4 separate regions of the Mus musculus genome follow, and all the other regions are linked to region 3. The links are chromatin contacts, found by Hi-C or POLR2A ChIA-PET in ENCODE. All regions are on one chromosome and are shown on one strand. Each heading gives the region's core, a stretch centred on a gene start or an enhancer-like site at or near the end of the contact. The rest is flanking DNA. Distances are from core to core; before and after follow the strand shown.

Region 1 (7,232 bases), core at 4,688-7,187, 400 kb after region 3:
GAGACCCCAACAGAACTGCCTTCAAAATAATCAGATCCCTTGCCACATAAATATGTTTGGTAATACGAATGGCATTGCAGAGAATTTTTTTTAAAAAAATCCCCTCTGCAGAGCCATCTGAAAAAATGTGGACCTTCGAGAAGAAATAATGACCATCAGGTTCCCAGCTGGGCTTGACACGGTGCCAATGTCTACCGGGTGCACAGGGAAGCTGCATTTGTAAGATTGGAAATAATGGGCCCCTTTGTAAAGTGAACACAGCAATTCGGCCTTAATGGGAGCCCCGACACACACAGCCTCATTTCTGCAACACCCTGCATTAACCTCTGAGACTTCCAAAATGGAAGGTGACGTTTTGATAAAGGTTTCTGAATTACAGGAAAAAATATTAGCAGGTCATTAAGTCGCCAACGCGGGGAAAATTAAGGGGAAAATCAGCATCATCGCCATCACTGTTACTGGAACTCTGCGTGAGAGGCCGGCGCTCTGTTTTGGGAAATTGATCTTCTCTGTCACAGGCTGCAGATCGACTCTAACAACCCTTCTCCTTTCCTCTTCAGACAGAAGTGTAATTACTGCAATGTGACAAACAGATTATGGAACAAGAAGCCACACTGTGCGCACTACACCTTCACGGGCTCAGTTTTCTTTACAGTCAAACTTGAGGCTCTGGAGACAGGCTCATTAAACCAAACCTCTGCTGCTGGCGGTCTCTCACAGGAGACTGGCACAGTCCAGAATGCAGACCACCTGCCCTGTGTGTGATTGCAGTGAATCTGGGGACAAGCTCTCAAACACAGGCATGTTCTTCTCAGCTTTAGTGGAGTTGAGGAATTAGGAGGAGAGCAGCGCAGCCAAACAAGGCTTGATTAGTGAGAAGGGATGTCACCCTGAGTCTACTGCTTAGCACAGAATCCTGCTTCCTAACCGCTCCGTGAAGCTGCATTTTCTGTGTCCACCCACTCTGCTCAACCCACACAGCCAGCTGCATGGCCACCGTCCATGCAGGAAGCAGAGCAGAGCTGTAATTAAGCCACACAGTGGGAAGGTTTGATGGGTGCCTTCCTAGAAGCAACTTGTCCCCCAGTACTGAGGACTGAACCTACAGCCTCACATGTAAACCCTGTATCATGAGCTACCCCTCCAGCCCTCTTTATAACTTCCTATTACATTTAGTTTTCATGTATGTATGTGCATGGATGTGCATGGATGTGGGGGACAGATGCCACAACAGACATGTAAAGTCCAACTCTTGTGAGTTGGTTTTCTCCTTCTACCATATGGGTTTGGGGAACAGAGTTCAGACCCTCCGGAAACACCCAAGAACCATTTCACTGCCCGCCCCCCTTTTAGATAGTACTTCCATGTACTTCTGGAAACTGAACATAGACCTACCATAGCCTATTTCCCAGAAGCCTCGGCGTCTTGCAATAACCAGCCTTCAAGAGGCAGGAATTCCCTTAGCGCCCCCTGCTGGCAGGGATGGGGATAGCATCTGAGCCCACATGCTTCTCTGACCATTCCTTCAATTAAGAATGGGGTCCTAGTCTTCAAGCTTGTTAGTAAAATGTCTTTTGATTTATTCGTATAAAATAAGATGTGGAACATTTGGGACAAACTGACAGGAAAGTCTACTCACCACATTTTTTCCTTCATTTTGAGCATCTCGATAGTCAGGATTAAGCTGAAAAACAAAGCAAAATTTGTTTTAAATTAAAAGTGCCAGTAAGAATGTGCTGAACCTGGGCCCATAAGATGTCCCAATGGATAAAGCATCACTGAAAGCTGGATGATCTGAGATCAATCCCAGCATGCACCTTGTCTCTCCCTCTTCCCCCCCCCCCATACACACACACACACACACACACATACACTGTGAACATGCTTAAATACCACACACACAAAGAAGATTCCTCCAGTGATCCCACTACTGACCTGGAACCCAGACCCAAAGAATTTACCAAAGTGTGGTTGGCCAAGCAGGTTTGATAGACCAATAGATTCATGATCAGAGATGATGCAACGCTCAGAATGTAACAGGGCACAAGGCAGAGGGGCAGATGGAGGCAGGGGGTTTTCTAGGAACCACTACGAGACATGGGGAGAGGAGAAGAAGCCACAGGTGGCATGCCCACTGGAACCACACTTCATGAGAACATAGGGACAGCACTCTGCTATGAAGAAGAGTCAACAGAGCTTCATGACAAACAGCCAGCTGCCCTGCCACTGAGGACTTAGAACGACAACTGAAGTATTGTACTAGAGAAATAAAAATACAAAACAAAACCATAATCCACCCACCATGTGGCTTCACTCAGAGCTCATTTATCTGAAAATGGTGGAAGAGAGCTGGGCTGAGGGAGAGAGGAGCTGTCGTCTGTGGTGTCATCTGCGCTGTGACACATGGTCACGTGGGCTTTGGCTTTGTACTCTTGTTTGTTTCTTATATTCCTTATATTATAATTATGTATAGCCATTATGTACTATACATAAATCCCATCACAGATATATATTTTTATTTTACATTTATTTATCTATTAACATATATTATATAAATATATTACATTTATATTATATATATATATATATATATGTATATAATCTGTGGGTCAGTAGTGATCCACAACTTGGCAGAATCCGGACTCGCAAGCCTTTGGGCACACCTGTGAGGGATTACCCAGGTTAGTTTAGCCTCTGACCTCGCCAGTGTGGCGGAGAAGAGTCCACTAAAGTAAGAGACAACATTGCTGGGTCTTGATCCTGGACCACCTAAAACTAAGAAGCAAGCTGTTTTGAACTGTGGATGTGGCCAGCCATAGTGAGCTCCTGCCACTGTGACATCCTTGCCATGATGGAATGTAGCCAGAAACAGGTAAACCAGAATAAACCTTCTTTCCTTAAGCTGCCTGTGTTGGAGTATCTTATCTAGTAACAGAAATGTAACCAATGCAAAGTTAGCCAGACTGTATCTAAAGCTGTATCAAAGGGTTACATTTGATGAATTAGAATACTTAGTTCCAGGTAATAGTAAATCCAAGCTCAGAGCCATGGCTCACACATAAGCAGGATGTAAACAGAAACGAGAATCCACCCAACCAAGCCCAACACAAAACAGCTTCTGCCCTTGGCGGTGCTGCCCATGTTCTACCACAGACCATGCCACACTCTAAACCCTATCAAGAGCACCCAGGCCTTTTATTTTAAAGCTTCGGGCCTTGGGAAAAGTCATCCAGTCCCAGAGAACTGGGAGTCCTTGTCTACAAAATGAGGGGGAAACTCTATGATGGAGCCCCCAGTCTGTGAAGCCTATGGCTGAGCCCAAAACTATGGAAATGCATAACTGAGTCCCAAGTCTTTGAAGTCTGACTGAGCCCCAGATCTGTGGACATGTGAGACTGAGCCACAAGCCTATGGAGACCCATGATGTCCACAGGTCTGTGTGGGTAAAAGTCACACATCCCTGTCTTTGTCTGCTTGCCAGTCATCTCCATCAGTCAGCAAAGCACAAACTAATAATGTTAAAAAGGGAGGGAGGAAAAAAGATGACATGGGCCGTCACTGTGGGCCTGACTGGGTTTACAATCAGAGAGGTTTACTGAGGAGGGAAGACAGTCCTGAATGGAGCAACAACATCTCACAGACTGAAGAGCTCCAGGCTGAATAAAAAGACAAACTGAGATCGGCACCAGCATCCATCTGGCTCTGCTCCTCGGGGTGACTGCCTCAGAGCCCTGCCACCTTGTCGTCCCCACCAAGATGGCCCATAGCCTGCAACTGTAGCAAAATAAGCCATTTCTTCTTCTGTTGCTGTTGATAGTATTGTGTCATGGCTGTGAGAAAAGTTACTACTAGAGAGAAAGAAAAACACCCAAATAAACTTACAGCCACATGCATTCACAGACATTAGCTGTAAACAATAAATTATGCACACCTCAAAGTCTACTACTTTGTCTCTTCCCCAAATATAGTAACAGCCGTAGTTATCAAAGTAATTAGTGAATGATGCATAAAGAAGAATGTTGCTAAAGAAGGAAGAAAAAGTTGTGCTAAGGCAGTTCCTGGATATTTTAGGACTTTAAAGGAAAATATTTCATGATGCTAAAAAACTGAATTGTCAGGGCCCCCAATGGAGGAGCTAGAGAAAGTATCCAAGGAGCTAAAGAGATCTGCAACCCTATCGGAGGAACAACATTATGAACTAACCAGTACCCCGGAGCTCTTGACTCTAGCTGCATATGTATCAAAAGATGACCTAGTCGGCCATCACTGGAAAGAGAGGCCCATTGGTCAGGCAAACGTTATATGCCCCAGTACAGGGGAATGCCAGGGCCAAAAAATGGGAATGGGTGGGTAGAGGAGTGGGGGGGGGGGGGGCTTTTGGGATAGCATTGGAAATGTAATTGAAGAAAATACAAGAAAAAAAAGAAAAAAAAAGAAAAAAACTGAATTGTAAGTCAGGCATGGTGGAGAGAGAGAGAGAACTTTTGTAATAAACACTAACAGAGCATCTTTAAGGAGAAAACTTTGTGGCCTGTGCTATTTTAGGCAAGACTCCTATCCCTGGCCACCAACCCTGTGACCTCAGAAGGAAAATAAGACATAAATAAGGTCAGCTATACTACAAAGCAGAATTTGACCAGAGCTAGGAGAAAGAAATGAATAATTTGTAAATAACATAGGTCACAGGAGGGATGGAGTGATCTGTGATGAGCTAATTTATATAAGAATTATTCCTGAAGGCTGGAGAGATGGCTTAGTGGTTAAGAACATTGACTGCTCTTCCAGAGGTCCTGAGTTCAGTTCCCAGCAACCACATGGGGGCTCAAACCATCTGTAATGGGATCTGATGACCTCTTCTGGTGTGTCTGAAAACAGTGACATACATACAGTACAGTATACTCATATGCATAAAATTAAAAAAAATAATTATTCCTGGTGTTCAAGGAAACCATTAAAGGGCAGGTTGAATTTTAATCAGGAGATAAGGGAGAGAGATCACCACAAGTAAGAGAAGTAGGACTAATTTGAGTTTGCAGAACCTCTTGTGTGATGTTTCTTTAAAAATGCTTTTGAGAGTTCATTCATTTAACTTCACAATTCCCCTTCTGAGAAATGTTCTTAATCCTTAATTCTTCACAGATGAGATGTGGGCTACTGACGGGAATGTCACACAGAGCCATGTGTGACAGGTCTGAGGAATGCAAGCCACACCCCAAGAGACTGCAACATCTCCTCTCCTGCCTCCAGCAAACAGAAAGGTGTGAGCCAAAACAGAACGACTCCACAGATAGGCTCTTATGCTGAAGGAAAGATTTCCCGGGACCTCAGAGGCTTTTAAGCTAAAGGGAAGATCATGCCGCACGAAAGAGGCTGTTAAATGAATGATGTTTACATCAGTCTTATATGTTTACAGTCATCAGCATCTAAGTGTAGAAACTGCCATGGAAAGATATGCTTATCTTGATTCCCAAGTTGTGATGCCTATAACCGGGGAGGAGAGGTGTCACTGTGGGGAAATGACCCGAGTTCTAAGAATATTTCATGCATTTATAAGACCGTGAGATAGCCAAGATCAAATTCAGGGTCCACAAGGTGGAGAGAGTGGATGAGAGAATGTAGTGGTTACTGGCAATATCGACAGGTAGCCTTCATCAAAACACACAATTAAAGTGCAGTGTGCAGAAGAGAAAGTCAGGTCGCCACAAGAGTCTCGCTAACTGTACCGAGTCAGATGCAGGATGCCAGCAGTCTTACACTCACACAACAGAAGGAAACAGACTGAAATCACAGAAGCCCATGATTCACGCTCATAGTCTTGCTTTCTAGTCCTTTGGGGGTGGGGGTGAAGGTGGGGGCACAAGTGGGTTCCTGAATGCAGGTGCAGTACTTGTAGAGACCAGAAGAGGGCACCAGACCCTTTGGCAACCTGAGCGAGGAGCGCCAACCACACTGCAGGTCCCAGGGATAGCCGTCATCTGCTTAAGCAATCTCCCAGCTGAGCCATTTCCCTAGCTAGCTGCTGTTGTTTTGCTTTTGGGGTTTTGTTTTAGTTGGTGTTTGTTTCTTTTCTTTTTATTTATTTTTTTTCTAGAAAGTGTCTTCTATGTGGGCCTCAGACTCAACTTTACAGCTGCTGCTGCTGCAGACAATCCTGGCCTCCTGCCTCCTCACTCTCAGAGCATGGGACGCCAAGACTGTCCTCTTCCAGCACTTTAGTGGTTTTTTTTATTAACTGTTCCTAGGAGTATTGGAGTTAGGAAGTAGGGGTTTAGTGCCATCTAGTGGACGCTTGACCTAGTTACAAACAAATAAGCGAGCCCATTTTCTTCACTGGGGTGTGTGTGTGTGTGTGTGTGTGTGTGTGTGTGTGGTGTACATCACTCACTTCTTTTTTTAATTGACACTGTATTTCACTGGCTTAGAGCCCTCCTGATGGGCTAGGCTGGCTGGCCACAGAGCCTGTCTCCATTTACCCAATGGTAGGATTACAAGCACAGGCCCCCACGCCTGGCCCTTCTCAGGTAAGTCCCGAATGGCAAGAACCCCGTGCTTTCAAGGCAAGCAGCTTATTCACTGAGCTCTCCCCAACTCCCAAGTAAGCTACTCTAGAAGGAAATATGACAGCCAGGTGTGGCGGCACGCACTTGGAAGGTGAGGCAGGAGTATCAGGAGTTCAAAGCCAGTCTCTGAAAAATAGCAAGTTCGAGTCCAAACAAAATGAGACCCTGGCTTGCCAAGCCAAAGGCCATGTGAAATCTTTAACAAAATTATTTTACATTCTTTGCTTTGTCTTGCTTTGGAAAGAAATACCAAGTTGTTGCTTTAGTGACTGAGCTCCACAGTGTGGAAATGTCTGAAGCAGTGAATGGGGAGCAGAGATGCCCGAGTGTTGCCCTTCCCACGGGGCAGGATTGGTTCCAAGGCTGTGTTAGCCGTTCCTCAGATGACGTTGTTTTCTCTCCCACAGGCACGGTCCCGAACTTAAGGTCTCTAAGTCACAGCGTCTGCACAGTTGTACAGTCCGCATCTGCCACCTTCACCTTGACTGACTAACTCATGTGTCCCAAGGAAGTGACATTACAGAGAGACAGGTGACAAGTCTGCAATCACATAAAGTCCAAATGTCTGAATTACCCGTCCTGTAATTAAATGCTTATTTCTACATTTCAACCCTGGTTTTCTGGCCCTCTATGTTTCTGGAAAGTTAATCTGCATCTTCTAACACTGTGTGG
Region 2 (6,429 bases), core at 2,499-4,998, 490 kb after region 3:
TGCCAGTTAACAGCAGGTCCAAGACAGGAGCGGAAGAACAGGGAAATCACTGACAAGTGTCTACCCAGCAATTGATACATAAGACCCGTGAGCACATGGCAACAATGTAGAGGGAGCCTCAGCCTGGCTGGCTCTGGAGACTCTGACAATTACACTGTAACAGGGAGGGCACACCCCAACAGGCCCTGGGGAAGATTCTACTTTGTAAGTCTCCAGAAATGTCAAACACCTGCTCTTGAGTTCCAGCACCTATTGGCAGCTCACAGCCATTGGAAACTCCAGTTCAGGGGATCCAACAGCCTCTTCTGACCGCCAAAGGCACTGCACACATGTGATACACAGACATACATGTGGGCAAAACACCCAAACACATAAAATAATAAAATAAAATACTTTCTAAAAAATATTTTATTTGGCTCGGCCAAAGACCTTTCTGGTTTCTCAAGCTAAATAATGTCCTATACTTTGAAACCATGCATGAAAAGATCACGTGAGTGTAGCATAAAAGGGGATGGGAAGGTACAATGGAGGGCGGGAGGGAAAGGGGAAAGAATGGGGAAGAATTGGGGAAGCAAAACAAAGAATGTTTGGAAAGTACCATGATGACTCCTAATTCTGTATAAGCTAGAAAAAGAGAGAAAGAAAGAAAAACTTTAAAAAAATTAACCAAGAATAGCCATAAACAAAGCAATAAAAGGAACCTACAAAATAATAATCGTCCCAGTGACTTAGAATAAAGGTCTTAATTTTTTAATTTTAAGTCTCTTCCAAAGGCCTGCATGTTACAGGTGTGGTCCTTACCTCCAGTCGATAGTGGATAGAGAACTAAAGAAGTCATAAGAGGAAGGGCCTAGGTGGAAAGCCTCTATCTTAGCTTGCTTTTCTGATACTGTGATAAAACACTAATCAAAAAGCTACTTGGGTTTATTTAGCCTTATAGGCTACAGAGTCATGGATGAACTCAAGACATCATCAGGTCAAGCGCTCTGGGCAGAAGCCTAGAGGCAGGAACTGAAGCAGAGTAAAGAAGAGCTGCTGTCTGACTTGCTCTCCATGGGTTTCTCAGCCTGTGTTCTTATAGAGCCTAGGACCACCTTCCTGGGACCACCTGCCTGGGACCACCTGCCTGGGACCACCTGCCTGGGACCACCTGCCTGGGACCACCTGCCTGGGACCACCTGCCTGGGACCACCTGCCTGGGACCACCTGCCTAGGATCACCTGCCTGGGACCACCTGCCTGGGTTTGGAACCTCCAACCCGTGAAAGGCCCTTTGAACAACATTCACCAAGGGCAAGAAAATGTATCAGGGGGGTCAGCAACGACTGTAACCAGCCTTGGAAAACCTGTTGATTTGGGCGTGAGGGCAATCACACGCATGACCTCTGAAGTTCTATAAGCTATTGGAACCCCTGAGAAGTCTATTTCAGAAAACAAATATCCAATCAAAGTGCCAAGCTCCACCCAGGGTAGCATGTTCAAGACTCTACAACTTGAACTCTGCCTTGCGGTCATCTTAACATTATTACTTCACGAACAGGGAATGACACAGTCTGCAAACACATCCTAAGGAAACTCCACTATCAAATCACCACCGAGAAACACAGACTACAATAAGCACTTTTGATTGCCACCGAGCACACCACAGCAACAGCCATTCATGCTGGTTTTCTGTGTCTACAGTTATTATTGAAAGCAGAACAGGACACACTTGGCGGGGCGTCTGAGGCAGGAGTAGAGTCCTGGCTTTGGACACAAATACCCTCTGTTCCTTGAGTCGGTCACTTCTCTTGGTCCCCATCTCCTGGTCCCAACGATGCCTACTGTGGAGCTGACCTCCTCAGCCCTTCCAGTGTTTGCTTTGTACGCTATCCACATTCGACCTTGCAAGTGACCCTTGAACTCTTGCCTGGTCTGGGTGGTGATAATTACTGCATCAGCTAATTAACTTATGAATGTAGTCATTACGGCTTTGCCGTGGTAAGCACTTTGCCTCTCTTACCTCTTTCCTCCCCACACCCCTATGCAGAAACCACTGTGAGTTCCATTTTTAAACTCAGGAGATGTAGCCCAGATAGATTTCATAACCTGCCCAGGGTCATAAGGTTTGCAAACCAAAGGGTGGGGATCCCAGCACAAACCTTCTGTTTCTAGAGCCCCTCCTTTTAGCTGCTAAATGGTGACACCTTTCATGCCTACCAAGTTTGACAGGATTCATCAATGAAGCACTATCCTGGACCCAGACTAGACTTGGACTGTGAATTCTTTCAGAAACAACTGGATCAAGCAGAAACACTTGGACTAAGTACTTCTTTCACACTTCAATCTCAGGAGCAAATAACATGGAAAAGATATTCAATTAAACCTTCCTTCCCACAATCTGTGGGGAAATGAACAAAGAACAGGAACTGTGGAGCCACTGGTGTCCTCCAGAGAAGGCACTGGGCACGCAACACAGTCACAGAAAGGCTCTCTCCCTCACAGCCCGGGGGACAGGACTCCAATACCTAACAGCTGAGAGCAGTCACCAGCCTCAATCTCCTCAGATAAGACAGTCTGAGGCAAGTCCTGTGAAGTAACCAAAAACTACCTGTGCACTAAAATATATCATAGAGTGCAATTAACTGTTCACCAGCGCGAACACCATGAAGGAATTTTCTAGAAACCAGAAATGGTCCTAACCTAACTAACACGCTGCTTTTCTGTATGATATACATCAGTATTTCCCCAGTTCATATACAAACTCGAATCACAAGGGCCTTGCAGTAGGCTGAACTCCTTTCACTGGGCGAAGGGGATGGACAGGGAGAGAGAATAGCTGAGTTCTAGAACCCTGGCTGCCCAGGAGGCCAGTTTTGGCAAAGCCTGAGGAGTGAGTCCTCCTTTGGCAAGGCCAAAAGGAAATTACTTCAGCGAAGAGGGGCTGGTAATCTCCTCCAGCAGGACAAAGCCACATTTGCGCGGTGCACATCGCCTACTTTCATGGCCAAAGCCTGGGACTTCAACCCACCCTTCTTTCCAGCCGCGCGCTGAGAACGGGCCATAGGGAAGATGAGGAGAAAACACACATTTTAATCAAAACAAGGCAGGGAAGGCAGGCTCGCAGGGCCTGTCTGGGGCGTGCGAACCACTTCCTCTTCTCGGATGTGTCTCGGGTTGGAGATTATGAAGTTGCTGAGAAGCGCTCGCGGCTTCCTGCGCGCTGAGACCTAGGGGACCCGGGGCTGTCCCAGGCGCAGACCCCAGACAAGCCGCGCGCCAGAGGGACAGGGACCCGAGTTGGCTGGCGCTGCTCAAAGCACGTCCTGCTTACCCCAGGGTGCTGATGAAGCCATTGACCGAGCCCTCCGCGTACAGGGACACGATGTCCCCAATGTAGAGGAAGCTGGACATTTTGTCAGACATGCTGCTTCACGCTCCTGTGGCTGTCCCTGCTGTCTCCGCTGCACGCAAGGGTGAGCTCAGGCCCGCTGGGTCAGAGGGGTCCAAGCAGCTCTGCTCGAGGAGCGGCAGCGAGGCCACCGCTGGGGACACTGCGATGGCCCCGCGCCGCCGTCGCCGCCCCTGCCCAGCAGTAGGTTTCCTGTTCCTGGCGAAGTTCTGTCCTACACCTTCGCTCCTCCTCCCTGGCCCGCGAGCCCTCTGCGTCCCCACAGTTCGCTCCCGGCCTGAGCGGAGCCTCTAGGTCCCCTTGGGGGACTCTTTAGACCAGGTGGCGGTGCCCACGGACCGAGAGGGCGGGGAGAAGCCCCGGGGAGGGGGGCGCGTGGCCAATCAAGCCTGGGCGGCCAGGGGCGGAGCGGGGCCGGGGCGGGGCCAGTTCTCGGGGGACGGGCCACCCCGAAGCGGCCAGGACAGAGGCGTGGGAGCCACGCTGGGCGGCGCTGCGGGGGTAACGGGGACTCAGCCGGGGGCATTGGTTCTGGCTCAGGGTGATCTTGGAGGGGCAGCCCCGAGACCAGCAGCGACAGTCTGGAGTGACTCCGGGAGGGGAGGGAAGACGACCCCAAGGACCCAGGAGAGACCCAGGACTTTCCAGATGCGGGCTGGGAAGGGGTGCAGTGCAGCCAGCGTAGACAGGACGACCCGGAGCGCGCAGAGACAATCCCTATTTGCAAAAGGCAAGGGACTTAGAGGGGTTTGGAGGAAAACTGCCGACACGAGGGTTCAGATGGAACCGGCCTTGAGGGACGCCGACTGGAAGAGGGCGCAGAGCAACCACGCTGCTTGGAACTTGGCGCGCCGGTGACAGTCCAGCTGAGAGTAGGAGCCCGCAGGCGATGGGGGTGGGAGGGGGTGGGAGTAGGGTGGGTGAAACGCTGTGGTGTTCGCACCACCACGCAGAGGCCTGGAGAATCCTGACCGTAAAAGCTGGAGTCTGAGTGGATGTATGTTTTGAGTGGAAAAGTTAATTGAGAGGGAGGAAAGGGTTGAAGAAGACACAAATGAAGAGAAGAGGAAAGGAGGAAACACTCCTGTGGAGCTGTTCTTGGATCCTGTTTTTCTTAAGTTCATGACTGGATAAAAGGATCCAGCAGCTGCAGCTGCTATGGTGACCACCCTGGTGACCGTCAGTGGGTGGGTCAGCGATGGCAGTGAGGGCTCACAAGTGAGGGTAACTGGGTTCCATCTCCAGGAACCGGTGACAGCCTTTGTAACCCCCCCCCCACACACACACACACAAGGTTATAATAAATAAAACTGGAGGCAGGACATGAGTGGGAGCAACCCCTCTGTTGTGTGTCAGTCCACCTCTAGAGTACTGTTTTAGAAATGTTTGGTCCTACCCTGTGGAAGATACTGAAGAGGCGAATGCCGTGATCAAACCACAGCTGACCAAAATCAGAGTTTAGGGGAGTTTTGCCTTCCAATTCAAAGATGCCTGGGATGGAAAGGTTTTAGACAGCAAGGAACAGAAAGGAAATGCCAGTCTCGAGTCTTGGTGTGGGACAAACCCCACCTTGTGTAGAAGCAGTGTATTCTCATTTCCAATGCCTCTCTTCCTTTTCCTCTCCCTCCCACCAACTGAGCCACATCACCAGCCCACAGATCTGGTGACTTAGTAGGTGAGAGGTGCCCATTAGGAGTTGTCCTGTCTACGTTCATATTGGTGTTGGGAAACAAGGGATGGGCTCTGAGTTATAAAATCTCTAGGTGAAACAAGATGGGTCTGGGATGGAGGCATCTGCTATCCAGAGCATTGGAAGTTGTGTTCTGAGATGGCCCAATGGATGCTCAACAATTGCTGGCCTAAACCTGGAAGGTTTTCTTATACAAAGTCAGGCCAACAGGAACAAAATGGGTGTGTGACTGTTTCTCCTGACAAACAGATAACGTGCCAAGCTGGGTTCCCAAGTTCTGGCTTCTTGTGAGACCAGCCTCAACCCAGAGTAGGGCCCCCTAAAACCAAGAGTCCCAGGACAGGAGTCCAGTTACCTAGGGTAAGACGCCATCATCCCGAGGTACCTCTCAATACCTTCCCTTGCCTGGGGCTGCTTCTCTGACTCTTACATGCCTGGATGCTTTTTCTCCTGCAGCTCTTAATCTGATCTCTCTGCTTCTCCATCATGGTGACTCTCCTCCTTCTTCTTCCCATTCTCCTTTGCCCAGGAAATCTAAAAGTCCCGCCTCTGTCTCCCTGCCCAGCTGTTGGCCGCTGGCAGCTCTTTCTTTCACCAATCAAAGCCAACTGGGGGCAGGAACCTTCAGTCTCTTACAGGTATACATACCGGTTCCTGTGTATTAAATTTGTATTAATTACAAGTAGCATTAGAACCAACCCCAACAGGTCTGAGCTGAGGGTTGTCATCACTCTGGAAGAGGACAGTGCATTAGTAAGTTTTCTCGTTGCAGTGATGAAACACCTGGGAAAAGCAACTTAAAGAGAGAAGGTTTGCTTTCCCTTGGGGTTTGAAGGAAGGCATGGCGGCAGGAACCCAGGGCAGCTGTTACATCTACTGTAAGGAAACAGACAAATGAGCTCAGGTATCTGTCCTGTTCACCCCCCCCCCTTTATTCAGCCTGAGACCCCCGTCCCATAGAATAGAGTCACATTTAGAATGGGTCTTCCCTCCACAGTTAATCATCTCTGAAAACACCCACACATGCCCAGGGGTGTGCCTCCTAGGCAACTCCAAATGTAGTCAAGTTGACAATGAAGATTCACCCACCACATGGGTAGATAAGGGCAGGGCCCAGGACACGGGGTTCAAGCAAACCTTGACAAAGGCAAAGGCCTCACTGAGGAATTACCTGTTCTTTGTTGTTGTTTTAATAATCTCAAATTTGTGAAAGACTTTTTCAAAATAATACAGTGCATTCATCAATATTTATAATTTATCACAAGTTTTATGGCTGTCTTCACACACACTACACACTCAAACATATACACACTCACACACATACACACGCTCACATACACTCACACACA
Region 3 (6,940 bases), core at 3,098-5,597:
CAGGACTATCATGCTTAAGGTCATCTAGGTGCCTAGATTGTCTTCGTCAACACAGGAGGACATCTATGCCATTTATCTATTAACACTCTTTCAGATCAGTTTATCGGATTCACTTCGAAGCCTAGAGGAGACTCACCAGTTGATGTATCCCAGGGCAGCCACTTCAGAGCAGACAATGGGGATGTTCCAGAAGATTCCAGGCAAACTCACAGACATCATCTTTCATCTTTTCATTCTACTACGAGGCCCCAGAGGGTAGAACCTTTCTTCATGTACCCAGATAGCATCTCTAAGAGAAGCAGGTATGGTGGGGTGGGAGGTAGCTCTTTGAGTTTTCCTGTCACTGTGACCAAATGCCTGACAGAAATAACTCAAGGAAGGAGTGGTTTGTTTTGACTCAGAAGATCAGTCTACCGTGGTGGAGAAGGCAGGGGCAGCTGAAGTGGGACTATCTGTGGTGGCAGGAGCTGTCCTCATGGTTTCTCACATGACACTGACTGAGGAACAGAGATTGGGTTGGGAAGCAGGGAAAAGCTGTAACCTTCAAGGCTCACCCCCGAGTCCCTAATTCCTAATGCCAGCTGAAGTTCCACAATTCCCCAGTATTGTGACACCCACTGAGGAGCAGCTGTGCAAACACAGGAGCCTGTGGGGGGGGGGGCATTGCAAGCCCAAACCATTGACAACAACTAGATTATTTTATGTCTGGGACCAAAGAGCCTCCTTCAGAGATTTTTAAATAGTGATTCTGGACTCAGCTTACTGTGTTGTCTAGCAGCTATACTAAATGCTTTGTGATGAGAACATTAAAGAAAGAACAACTTCCTTCTGCCAAACTTGAATTATCTGATATGGTACTGTTAAATATGATTATGCACAGATAAAAATATAGTTATGTTAGATTAGAAAGAAACAAATATATTAGCTGATTCTCAGAACCCATTCCACACTTAACCAATCAGAGCACGTGCGTTTTCCAGATTGGCAGGTGATGCCTGTGCATATACGTATGAGATGCTCCTCTCTATAGTCCCCCACCTTGCTTGGACCCTTTCCATTATCCACCACATCTTATCATGTCTATGACTTGGCCTCATTTGGGTAGGAATAAAGAGGAGGGTGAGAAGCCTGCAGGCAGTGTGGCGTACTAGGAAATCTGAGCTGCCCAGGAGGTACCCTGTGGCCAAAGCCCTCTGTTGACAGCTGTTCTGTTGAGGAGGCTTCTAAATCTAGTCTGAGGTCTGAAGGAAAGGGGGAGGGGCAAGCTCAGCTCTATCTGCCAGGAGTGGTTGGTGAGAGAATGTCACCACACCCTCCCCAAATTTCCAATTCTCAAAGTGAGATTGTAGGCGGGAGAGAGAGACAGAGAGAGAGACAGAGAGAGAGAGACAGAGAGAGAGACAGAGAGAGAGACAGAGAGAGACAGAGAGAGAGAGAGAGACAGAGACAGAGAGAGAGAGACAGAGAAAGAGAGGGAGAGAGAGCACTTCCTTAGCTCCCTCTTAGGAAAGAGCCCTTGATCTTCCTGAATGGAATTAGCAACATGGAGATGGATAAGTGCATCTCCATCTGCCATAGAGTGGCCTCACAGTGCACTTCCTTCAACCTGAGAGAAGGACGGGGTTCTCTGTTTTCTAGAAGGCCAGCCGTCTAATGCTGGTATCTTTCATCCGGCCACGCTCTGTATGATGGCCAGAAGGATTGTGCCACACACAGCACCAGAAAAGCAAGTTGTCCTAGGCAAGGCCTACCACCTGGGCACCCCCACTGCCATAAACCATGGAAGCAGCCGATTCACAGACCCCAAGTCTCATGAATTTGACTGACAACTTTCCTTGCCAAGTCAGATATATCTTTTCCTTAAGGTATATTACTCTAAAAGAGATTTTAAAAATATTCTATTAAAATCAGATGTCTTATTTCCTTCACCTCCTTCTGGCGTGTGGCAAAAGAGGCTGATTAGAAGTTGGGAGGCCGCATGCTCTGACGCCATGCTCCCAGTAAAGGTCTCAGGCTACTCATGAATCTCCCTGTACCGCAGCTCACTTACACGCACTCAGTAATCAAAACAATTTAGAGTAAGTCACACTCTCCTTCTCCTCTTGTGAGGAGCTTGTGAGGTTCGAGTGCATATTATCACTAATGGAGAGGTTTGTTTCATCTGTAAAATGTTCGGGGCGTCTGGCAGATGCTGCTGTGGGAGGCGTGACGAATTGCTGCTAAGATCATCACTCTCATGTCCGTGGTAGAGAGCACCCGGGCAGCAAGAGAGCAGGCCAGAAGTCCCCCAGAAGTTCTCCGTGTCTCCATGGATACACGAGTCCCTAAATAAACTGTGGTGTTGAGGAACATAGATGGGAATAGAAACACAACATAAATTGAGCTCCCACCTCCAAGGGCAAAGTCAAACTAACAAAAAAATTACCTTCTGCTGACCATGCCTGGACCATCCCTGCCGGGAGACAAAAACACGGGGCTTCCTTTCCATGCTAGCAGGGTTGCAGTGGTGGGTCTAGGCTCCCTGGCTTACCTCCTGCTTAAAGGGAATTCATTCTGGAATCACGTCAGGGATAGTACATTTACCAAGCGTGTTGTGGACAGGACAGTGTCTCTGTGAGTCCAGATCCATATGTAAAACCTTGAACTCCCACATGGCAATATTTGAAGCCCTTAAAAGAGGGCTCTAAGGCTAAACGAGATTGATAAGGAGGTTTCTAATCCAGTTCGGCTGGTCTCCATGGATCTGGGCACACAGCCAAGCAGCATGGTGTTGAGAGGTTGCTTTCTGCATACCACCCCTGGTGGTGGATCTCACTCTCTGGCTGTGGGCTTCCACAGTGGGAAAATACGTTTCTATTGTTGGAAGTACCCGTTGGGAGGATTCATCATAGCAGCCCTAGCTGGCTAACACAGGAGTGAGTGTTCTTCAAGCCACAGGACAGCTAGGGGTTACTGATGGGAACTGAGTCACTTCTGATAGGTGGGGTGGAAAAGGGAGGGAAAGTGACAGTCCCTGGGCCATCTCCAGCTGCCAGCTCTGTTTGGAGGCGGAGAGCAGGGGTAGCAGATGGGAGTGTGGTGAGTGCCTTCTGCAGGTGAGTCACAGGGTATCTGGGCACACAACCCACTATCAGCAAGCACACAGCCATCTTCCAGCCTCTACTTACCATGAGAGCCATGTGAGGCCAGGTGAAGGCATGCCAGACTCACAGCATGTCTATTGTCTTTGCCCTCTGAGGCCTTTGCTCTCTCTCCCTCTGTGGGCTTCTGAAGTTTTTATAGCCATAGTCACCATCAAAGGGTGCTGGCTGGGGGCTTATTTCACTTCTGCTAGTTCCCCATCTCTGCCTCTTTGGGGTGATATGACTTCATGCCTTTTCTATGCATACTCATTATAAGGATTTTCCCATTTGCAAGACACTTAGAACCTTTTCCCGGTGAGGCTTGGGACCCCTGCCTTGTAGTTCAAGGACTCTGAGATGGCATAGAAGCCTGGCCACTTGGGTTGTCTGCAGTGTTGTTGGGCATACTCCTGGCTGTCCTTTCTGTTCACAGCAGCACTCCTTGGTCAGGATGCTTGCCCTGGAAACCTCTCAGGTGCCAACTAGGAACCCTCCCTTCTGCTCTGAGAGGCTGGTGCTTTCAGCATGCCTTGGGGAGGGCAGTGGCTGTCATCTCCCATGGGATGCCTGAGGGCTCTGTGGGTCCTTATCCTTTTCCTTCTCCATTCTCCTCCCAGTAAAGAAAACAGGGTTCTCTCACTATTCCCTCTCTTTGTTTTGTTTATTTTGCTTTATTTCATTCCTTCAAAGGTGGTTTTTAGTTGTGGATAAAATGTAATGTCAACAACAGTTTACCAAAGCTTATGCCTGCCTGCACCTCCCGCTGTTCCCTCTCTGCTCGGCTGGGCACCGCAGCTGCAGGAGACTGGACCCGCTTCCCAGCTCCCAGCATGGGACACGGACACACACACACACACACACACACACACACACACACACGCTCCAAAGCACAAGGAGGAGCGTTGACCTCTTAGGAGATGTCCCCAGAGCCAAAGAGACAGTCGTGGAGTATTATTTCTGTCTCTTCTCACCTTCATCTCTCACCTGTTCCGAACCAGCCATTTGGAATGAGCAGGCTAAAACAGAAATCAACGATTTGTATTATTTTATGCTAGACTATCATTAAGACAGAAGCTTGCTTGCCACCCCAAGGAACTGAGGGTATCAAGCACAAGGCAGTGAACGTTTTTAGAACTATAGCTCCTGTATGGTCACATGGCTTTTTATACTCAGATTTCAGAGAAACGGGCGACATTTCCCACACACACAGGCCAACATCCCGATTCAGCCAGCCACAGAGCACTGCAGGGTGGATGCGTTCCAGTTCACTGGGGTTTGGAACAGCAGCTCTCATCCCCGGAGAAGGGATTCTCTGTGGAGGCTGAACTAGCAGTGTTCAAGCGTGGCTTGTGGCTGGCACGTAGGCCATCGGGGATCATCTGTGCTCCATCCTGCCAGACCAGGGCAATCCTGGGGAGGGCAGGGATTTACTGCCCACACGGGAGCAACAAGAAGCCATTTCTCTCACTCAGCTTCTCGGGCTCCTTTTGTCTGCAAGGACTGCCATTGCCCCAACCAGTTCAGTATCTAACTTATCATGTCTGCATTCTTCCCTAGCAGTCCAGGCCTGTCTGCTACCAGGAACAGGTGCCAAATCGGAGTATGGAATTTTCCCGGCAGGCCTCAGGGACTGCCTGCTGCCAAGGCAACTGTGGTTGGGTCGGGAATACTATCAAACCACAGATCTGGAAAAGGAAGGCCAGGCCACCCTTTCGGCTTGAGTCAGCTCAGGTACAGGCTGTCCCTTGAGGAAAGGCTCCCCTATGCCAAACACAGACAAGGACTGCAAACAAGGTTGGTTCCCACTGGGCAGCTTCCCAGAACTAGGCCAATTCAGGCCCTGTAAGGACAAAGGAGAGAGGCTTTTCTGGGAAGGCCACAGCAGGCTCTGCCCAGTAGGAGCAGCAAAAGCCACATCATTTCTAGGGAAGCCCCAGACACCTGTGTTAATGAGTGTCTGAGGTGAGATGGAGACCTTTGTGGGTGCCAGGAAGAAAAAGAAGCAGAGCTGTGTTGTGTATAGATGTAGTCCTGGAATCAGGACAGCAAGAACAAAGCCAGTGACATCCCAGAGCTGAGGTCAGAAGTCCAAGCTGCTGTGGCCCAGTGTATCGCAAGCACGAGGACCCAAGTTCAGTCTCCCAGAACTCACGTTGAAAAGCTGGGTGTGGTGGCACACACTTGTAATCCCAGAGATGCGGAGGCAGAAGGAGGTGGATCCCTGGGGCTCACTCTCCAGCTAGCCCAGCCTAACCAGTGGACTCAGACTCATGAGAGCCCCAATCTCAAACAATAGCAACAGCAAGTAAAAGCCCTAAGGTGCGCAGCACCTGGGAAATGCCAGCTGAGTTCTGATTCAATGCAGGTGTACAAATGCGTGGTCATTTCTATACAGTGCATGGTTACACATGGCCCACACATGCATGGTCACCCCCTCCCTCCATATATGTATATGTACATCCCTATACAGTGTACTCCCTCTCCCCCTTTCCTCCCCTGCCTCTGTTTGTCTCCCAGCCAAATAGGTAGACATGGAGAAGCAAGTGTTTTGTTTTTTTTTTTCTTTTCTGTGGTGTATATGATATATGTACATGAGTGTGTAGGTTCGTGTACCCTGTGCACCATCAGGTGTCTTCCTCTATTGCTCTTAACCTTATCCCCTTAAGATAGAGTCTCTCACTGGACCAGAAGACCATATTTTTAGCTAGGCTGACTGGCCAGCGGCCAGCAAGCTCTCAGAGTTGACCCATCTCCACCTTTCTGATACCAGTGCTACAAGGCACAGTGCAGTCACATCCAGATCCTCACAAGGGTGCTGCGATTTGAACTCACGTCACTGTGCTTGAAGAGCAAGTGCTCTTACCCACTGAGCCACCATCTCCAAGCCCAGGAGAAGAAGCAAGTTCTTTGGAGCCTGTCAGGAACAGGTCGACACTGCCAGCATTACCCACTAGGGCTCAAGTCTTCTTATCCTGTGGAAGGAGCCCCACCCACAGCCAATATGGTGGGCAGCACAACTGGACAGGTGGGAGACTTGTAACTAGCTTTCTTTTCTCTTCCTGGGCCCTGAGAACTTGGCTGTGATTCTAAGACCACTTCCAAGGTGGTGAGGCCATTGAGGGGCCATCAGCTTGGGAACAGGAAGGTCCACCAACCCCTGCTGTGGCTTTGATTGTTAGAGGTGTTACTTAGCCTGGCTTCACACTCTCTTCTGATGCTTTTCCTCATTTTTTTTTTTTTTGTACATTTCTTTAATAGGATTAAGAGGTTTCTGACTTAAAGCCTAAAATTGCTCTTAGGATGAAAGGCAGATTCTGTGGCTGTACGGGCAGCACGGTGTCAAACCCCCTTCTGCTGGCAATGATGAGGTTTCCTCTCTAGTCACCACGGAAAGGTAGAGGACGATGTACCTGGCCAATAACTTTTGCGCTATTCTTTGGTGTTATTTTATTTCCCTAATGGATAAAAGTGTTGATCCTTTTTCTTTTTTTCTTCAAATGTCTCTCTTTGGTTTATATGCCTCCTTCTGAGAGCTGTTAGTCTGTTTACTGGTGGGAATATTTGGAGGTTTGGGGTTCTTTATACGCCTAGGGATGAGCCTCTTGTCAGACACACAGTCGGCAAGGAATGTTCTCTGTGTCTAGCTGTCTGGACACTCCCCGTTATTTCCTTTCCTGTGCAGAGGGTTTTGAATTTCATGCAACCCCACATGTCAGTTTTGTGTGGCCTGAGTCATTTTCGGAAAGCTGGAATGGCTGCCCTGTACCTTCCTCTGGCGGTTTCAGAGTTTAGGGTCTTCCAGCGAGTGCTGTGCAGAA
Region 4 (6,662 bases), core at 3,641-6,140, 260 kb after region 3:
CCCTGAGATGGGTTCCCTGTAAGTAGCAAAATGTTGGGTCCTGTTTGTGTAGCCAGTCTGTTAGTCTATGTCTTTTTATTGGGGAATTGAGTCCATTGATATTAAGAGATATTAAGGAAAAGTAATTGTTGCTTCCTATTATTTTTGTTGTTAGAGTTGGCATTCTGTTCTTGTGGCTGTCTTCTTTTGGGTTTGTTGAAGGATTACTTTCTTGCTTTTTCTAGGCCGTAGTTTCCGTCCTTGTATTGTTTTTTTTGTTTGTTTGTTTGTTTTTTGTTTTTCCTGTTATTATCCTTTGAAGGGCTGGATTCATAGAAATATATTGTGTGAATTTGGGTTTGTCATGGAATACTTTGGTTTCTCCATCTATGGTAATTCAGAGTTTGGCTGGGTATAATAGCCTGGGCTGGCATTTGTGTTCTCTTAGTGTCTGTATAACATCTGTCCAGGATCTTCTGACTTTCATAGTCTCTGGTGAGAAGTCTGGAGTAATTCTAATAGGCCTGCCTTTATATGTTACTTGACCTTTTTCCCTTGCTGCTTTTAATATTTTGTCTTTACTTAGTGCATTTGTTGTTCTGATTATTATGTGTCGGGAGGAATTTCTTTTCTGATCCAGTCTATTTGGAGTTCTGTAGGCTTCTTGTATGTTCATGGGTATCTCTTTCTTTAGGTATGGAAAGTTTTCTTCTATAATTTTGTTGAAGATATTTTCTGGCCCTTTAAGTTGAAAAATCTTCATTCTCATCTACTCCTATTATCCGTAGGTTTGGTCTTCTCATTGTGTCCTGGATTTCCTGGATGTTTTGAGTTAGGATCTTTTTGCATTTTTCATTTTCTTTTATTGTTGTGTCCATGTTCCCTATGGAATCTTCTGCAGCTGAGATTCTCTCTTCCATCTCTTGTATTCTGTTGCTGATGCTTGAATCTATGGTTCCTGATTTCTTTCCTAGGGTTTCTATCTCCAGAGTTGTCTCCCTTTGGGTTTTCTTTATTGTTTCTATTTCCCTTTTTAGATCCTGGATGGTTTTGTTCAATTCCATCTCCTGTTTGGTATTGTTTTTCTGTAACTCTCTAAGGCATTTTTGTGTTTCCTCTTTAAAGGCTTCTAGCTGTTTACCTGTGTTTTCCTGTATTTCCTTCTTAAAGTCCTCCATCATCATCATAAGAAGTGACTTTAGATCCATGTCTTGCTTTTCTGGTGTGATGGTGTATCCAGGACTTGTTATGGTGAGAGAGTTTGGTTCTGATGATGCCAAGTAACCTTGGTTTCTGTTGCTTCTGTTCTTATGCTTGCCTCCTGCCATCTGATTATGTCAAGTATTTGCTGTCCTCAATATATCTGATTGGAGCCTGTCCTTCCTATAATCCCAGTTGATTCAGGACTCCTCAGAGTCCAGCTTTCTCTGTGATCCTTTGCTTGTGGGCTCCTGTGAACCTGAGATTCTGGGTGTGTCAGAGTTCTTGGCAGTCAAGTTCCTCTGAGACCCTGAAATACTGGTGTGACCAAGCTCCTTTTATCCTGGGATTCTGTTGTCAAAGATCCTGGGCAGGTTACAGTATTTGAAAATGGTGTCTCCTTTGAGGAGCGTGGGGCTGTCTGGTCAGTGGTCCTAAGATCACGTGGAGAGTCTTCTAGGGACCGTGGGGGTGCTGCCAACTCCACACACAAGGTGACTAGATACTCTAGCCAACCGGAAGGGACTTGTGACCCTAGTCAGGCCAGTTTTCTGCTTCCCTAATGCTGTCTCAGGTCCCGCACGATTGGATTGAAACAGAAGTTGTGTTCCACTCACCAGAGGTCCTAAGATCGTGTGGAGAGTCCTCTAGGGACTTTAGGGGTGTCTGCCAACTCCGCGCCCGAGGTGACCCGGTGCTGGCACTGACCAGAAGGGACTTGTGACCCTAAGGTTTGCTCTTTATTTATTATGTGGTACAAATACCAAAGTTGAAATTTATATATATATATATATATATATATATATATATATATATATATATATACCTTAGTGGCTGCCACTCAAACCCTTTGTTGTCGTGTGCTAGGGGCACCATTGTGGGCACACTCTCAGGAAAAAGTACATTTGTGCAAAGTAACTCCATAGGCCCTGGTATTAACTACGACCATTTTAAAGCTCATTCCTTGTATGCAGATCCCTCTGCAATACTCACAAAGTTTAATTCATGATGCTGGGGAGTCATGAAACACAGATTTAATTTTGCTTTCTCAATAGCCGCCTCTAATATAAATATTGGAAGCAAAACAAGATAATCATTTGCCAACAAAGTATGGGGGATGGTGAATATAAGGAAAGGCTATCCAGAGACTGCCCCACCTTTGGATCCATCCCATCTGCAGACACCAAACCCCAACACTATTGCTGATGCCAAGAAGTGCTTGCTGACAGAAGCCTGGTATAACTGCCCCCTGAGAGGCTCTGCCAGCATCTGCCCAATACAGATGCGGATGCTTGCAGTCAACCATCTGACTAAGCCCAGTGACCCCAATGGAAGAATCAGGAAAGAACTGAAGAAGCTGAAGAGTATTGCAACCTCATAGGAAGAACAGCAATATCAACCAACCAAACACCTAGAGCTCCCAGGGAATTAACCATCAACCAAAGAGTACAAATGGAGGGACCCATGGCTCCAGCTGCATATGTAGCAGAGGATGACCTTATCTGGCATCAATGGGAGAGGAGGCCCGTGGTCCTGTGAAGGCTTGATGCCCCCAGTGTAGGGGAACGCTAAAGCAGTGAGGCAGGAGTGGGTAAGTGGGTGGAGGAGCACCCTCATAGAGGCAAGGGAAGGGGGAAGAGGAAGGATGGGGGGGTGCAGAGGGGAAATTGGGGAGGGAGAAAACATTTGAAATGTAAATAAATACAATAACCAATTTTAATTTTTAAAAAAAGGAAAGAAAAAAGAAAGAAGGAGACTTAGGTAGTCCTGGCCAAAGCCATTTATTGGATCTGCATTATCATTTAAATAAAGCCAAGAAAAGAAATAAACAAAAAGCCAGACTCAATTGAAGGATGCAGGACAGCCAGCTCCTTTATTGCTGCGTAAAGATGTAAGAGGAAAACCACAGTAGCTGAGGATAACAAGCTGCCCTTCCATCACCAGCTCATTAACAAAGTTATACTGAGAGTCTCGATTGCAGACCTGGAGGCTAGCTAGCCTTTTTATAGCACATGCCATTCAGCTATTAAAGAACACCAGCACTGTGTTAGCCGCAGAATAGCTTATGATTGTCTTGACTAGAGATATTTTCTACTATGCTTTTGCCAAGAAACAACAAGGATAAGTTATGTGTAGTTTGGTTAAATATATAAGATGAGCGGCATAAGCACATGTGCACACACACGCACACTCATGCTGTATATGTGTGTGTGTGTGTGCATACCTGCATTGGAGGCCTAACAGCATGGTCTTTGCATATAACGTACATATATTCACTGGTAAACTTGAAATTGTCTCTGAGTTATTATTGTGTGTGTGTGTGTGTGTGTGTGTGTGTATGCGTGTATGTGAGCACACATGTGTATACAGGAACATGCAGAAGTCAGAAAAAGAGTTGGATCCCCTGGAATTAGAGTTAAAGGCAGTTGTGAGCCTCCATGTGGGTGCTGGGAACTAAACCACAGTCCTCTGCAAAAACAAGTACTCTTAACCAGTGACCCATCTCTCCAATCCCTATTCTACATTCTTTATGGAATAAAAAATAATAAAAAAAAGTACTATTTGGTTCAATTTTTCTTTTAAATGTTTTCACTCTGTAGAACCCACAGGAGGGCCAAACATATCCATCCACATCAGAAGCACAGCATAAATAGAGGTGTGGAGATGCTGTCCCTGAAGGTGAGAATATTAGACAGGAAGTAGACATGAGTCTCACATCACAGCCACCTAGGGAGCATCGCTGGGGCTGGGGAGTTGTCTAGGCAGCTAGTGTGTGCTCTATGCAAGTGTAAGGGCTGGAGTTTGGATTCCTAGACTCTTTCGGGAAGACAAGTGTGGCAGGTGAGCTGTAACTACAACCTCAGAAGGCAGAGGGGACCCCCAGGACAAGCTGAGAGACACTAGCCTTTTCGGGAGAGCTCCGGGTCTGGCTGAGAAACCTGTGTCTGGTATGAAAGAGCAGCTGGGATGATTCCTGATATCAACCTCCAGCCTCCGCATGCACCCATGCAAGCCTGAGTCCACCACACACATGCAAACATGCATATACACACATGTGCACCAGACACATGCACATGAATATTAGATAAATTAAATCAAAAGCAGACCTCCTGGGACCCGCATCCCAAGGATAATTAATCAGCATTGCCCTAAATTGCAGCCGTGGGTGTGAACCGCTCGCACACTGTTGGTGTGGACCACTTGCACAGACATGTGAAACACTCAATGGTCTGTTTGAAACCCATATCCCATCACCACTAGCAGCCTAACCCTGCCCTGCTACCCTTTGGTCCAGTGGAACGATCATGCCTCCTACAAACATGCATTCTGCTGACAGGAAAGTAAATCACACACGTGTGTCGAATGTCCCGCCTAAGTCAGATCATCTATGAAAGAGCTGATTGTTATAATCTCATTTTGAGTGTGTTAGAAAACAACACGCAGAATCCACATATGTACGATAAGGTTGGAATAAAAATGGGGATTTCAACAAACTCCCATCCGGAGGTTTTAACGAATAAGAGAAAAATAAAAAGACCTTTTGCAAGAGGGAAAAAAATGAACAACATTGGTTTTGTTACAGTTTAAGAGGAACCTACCCAAAATCACAGAACTGAACAGCTAATCCCTGTTGACACAGCAGAGTGGACTGAGTCTGGGCTTCAGGGCCTTTGATTTCTACTCACAGCCATTAGCATCGGTCTGACTGCTGAAATCCTGCAGGCAGGAAGCCAGAGGCGGTCAGGAGAGCTGAGCCCAAGTTGGCTGTATTCTGGGTTCTCTGTGAGGCCCCAGGGAAGATAAATGAACCCTCAGCCTCTCTCCCTACACCGACCGACCGCTGCCTTCCTGCAGACTCCAGATCTCCTTCTGAGAGATGCAATCTGAAGTCTCAGCCATATAATAAGGGTGAATTTCTGACTGGTCCCAATTCCACAACTCTCACAAAGAAAGTAAAATCTGCCCAAAGTTTCTAACTTCAGATAACCTTCTAGGTTATCTGAAGAGCCGGAAAGATGGCCCCACAAGGACAAAGGCCCCAAGGGTCTGGCACCCTCCACGGCCCATGTGGATACCTGCATATGCAGATGCACATACACAAACAAAGATAAAATAAAAATCTTTTAAAAAGAAAAGTCCACTTGAACTCATAATTTAATTTTTTCTCACTAATGTTCCTTAAAATTTGCAAATTTCCTTTTTCCTTCATAGACCACGCATTGGGGGAAAATACTGGTTGCTACCTACACAAATTCCCAAAAATAATGTCCAGTATGTTACTTTTGTAGTAGTAGTAGGAATAGTTGTTGTTGTTGTTGCATTAATTGCTGAATCATCATAAAAATATTTTTAAGTGATGTGGGACAAGTTTTTCTAGTGAGGAGGACTGAGTTGCTTCCCTCCACTTCATTATTTGTCCGTATTACATAATACTTAATTTTCTCTCTTCAGGAGCATAATGAGATACAGACAGACAGACAGCAAATGTCCTTGCTGGAATTAGTGTGCACACTCATCAGTTATGTGCAGCCGATCAACATCTGCTTTCTAGTACAGAGCGGCCAAAGCTTCTCTCACGCAGACTCACGGATCCTTCAGAGCAACTGAATTTCAGGCAATGGCATTGCACAGCACGTGACTTGTCTCCAGTGAAGCACAGCGCCAGACACTGCAGGAGTTACATAACCACAGGCTGCTGCTGGCAGAGCCGCCTCAGTGGCTCAGCCGTCCGTGTCTCCTCCAACCACACCCTGCAGCTCTGATATGCAGTGTACACATGTGTTGTCATGTGCCTGGGGACTTTCTTGGCAGTGAACACAAGACACGGTTTCCTGCCTACCAGTAGGGAGAGGTCTTTTTTAAAAGTGATCACACTGTATACAGATCATATCAGGACAGAAGTCACCACAAGCCACAGCAAAAGCAGGTGTCAAATGTACACTGTACAACTCTCCCCCTGCCCTTTCAAATAAACTTTTAGATTGTGGCTACATTGGGATAATTTATTTAAGATGTTATAGTAAGTATAACCAATTGTCAATCATAAGTGTTTCTCCAAATGTGAGCCCCAAGGAACAACTAACTCCAGACACACATGGTTTGTTCCCAGCGCTTGGACAGAACACGCACTATCATGAGATATCATGAGTATATCTAGTTTCCTGGTGATGCTACTCTGTTAACGCTGAGCTCACATGAGTGTGGTGAATGTGACTGAGCATCTACGCACCCCCAGGCCTTCTCTTATGCTAATGCTGGGCCCTAGTGAAAAAGCACTGAATGCCAAATGGACACCTATCCTTTTCTGTATTCGAATTCTCATTCTAAAAAAAAAGTCTATCTACATACAAAGATCCTGAACCCAGGTATAAAGCAATCAATGTGTGCCTGCTATTTTCAAAAACAAGAGCTTGGCAGGCAACCTGCGATGGTATGAACTTGACACATGAAGAGAAAGCAGAGACTACCCACAAACACACAGA

Evidence for each region. Hi-C counts contacts between places; a loop is a spot of excess contacts on that map. ChIA-PET counts read pairs that join two places held with the same protein, here RNA polymerase II (POLR2A).
Region 1: a map of T-helper 1 cell shows a loop between it and region 3 (2.9-fold over the local background). The contact joins two enhancer-like sites. A Hi-C loop is called at or near these places in 3 of 37 maps with a recorded cell type or tissue (T-helper 1 cell, T-helper 17 cell and regulatory T cell).
Region 2: a map of T-helper 17 cell shows a loop between it and region 3 (3-fold over the local background). The contact joins the promoter of Itpr2 here to the enhancer-like site in region 3. A Hi-C loop is called at or near these places in 2 of 37 maps with a recorded cell type or tissue (T-helper 17 cell and T-helper 2 cell).
Region 4: a loop to region 3 is called in a map of T-helper 17 cell, with 4 times the contacts of the local background. The contact joins two enhancer-like sites. A Hi-C loop is called at or near these places in 4 of 37 maps with a recorded cell type or tissue (T-helper 1 cell, T-helper 17 cell and T-helper 2 cell). POLR2A ChIA-PET finds 5 or more read pairs at or near these places in 1 of 5 experiments (Patski).

What each region holds. Positions count from the first base shown.
Region 1 is chr6:146,404,119-146,411,350 of GRCm38, forward strand. It overlaps Itpr2 (inositol 1,4,5-triphosphate receptor 2), which reads right to left. Exons shown (of 57, transcript NM_019923.4): 10 at 1,640-1,684. Among named protein-coding and RNA genes, the nearest start is that of Itpr2, 94 kb to the right of the region's middle. Within about 2 kb of position 5,938, at least 1 of the 3 ENCODE cell types and tissues checked has a DNase peak (open chromatin) inside an H3K27ac peak, as active enhancers do.
Region 2 is chr6:146,498,475-146,504,903 of GRCm38, forward strand. It overlaps Itpr2 (inositol 1,4,5-triphosphate receptor 2), which reads right to left and starts at 3,749. Exons shown (of 57, transcript NM_019923.4): 1 at 3,313-3,749. The coding sequence starts at 3,404.
Region 3 is chr6:146,005,769-146,012,708 of GRCm38, forward strand. All of the region lies in intron 2 of Gm32838 (a long non-coding RNA gene), which reads left to right. It overlaps Gm32914 (a long non-coding RNA gene), which reads right to left. Exons shown (of 4, transcript XR_869600.1): 2 at 137-289. Among named protein-coding and RNA genes, the nearest start is that of Gm32914, 4.9 kb to the right of the region's middle. Within about 2 kb of position 4,348, at least 1 of the 3 ENCODE cell types and tissues checked has a DNase peak (open chromatin) inside an H3K27ac peak, as active enhancers do.
Region 4 is chr6:146,265,446-146,272,107 of GRCm38, forward strand. The region is part of intron 37 of Itpr2 (inositol 1,4,5-triphosphate receptor 2); the gene reads right to left. Among named protein-coding and RNA genes, the nearest start is that of Gm35596, 49 kb to the left of the region's middle. Within about 2 kb of position 4,891, at least 1 of the 3 ENCODE cell types and tissues checked has a DNase peak (open chromatin) inside an H3K27ac peak, as active enhancers do.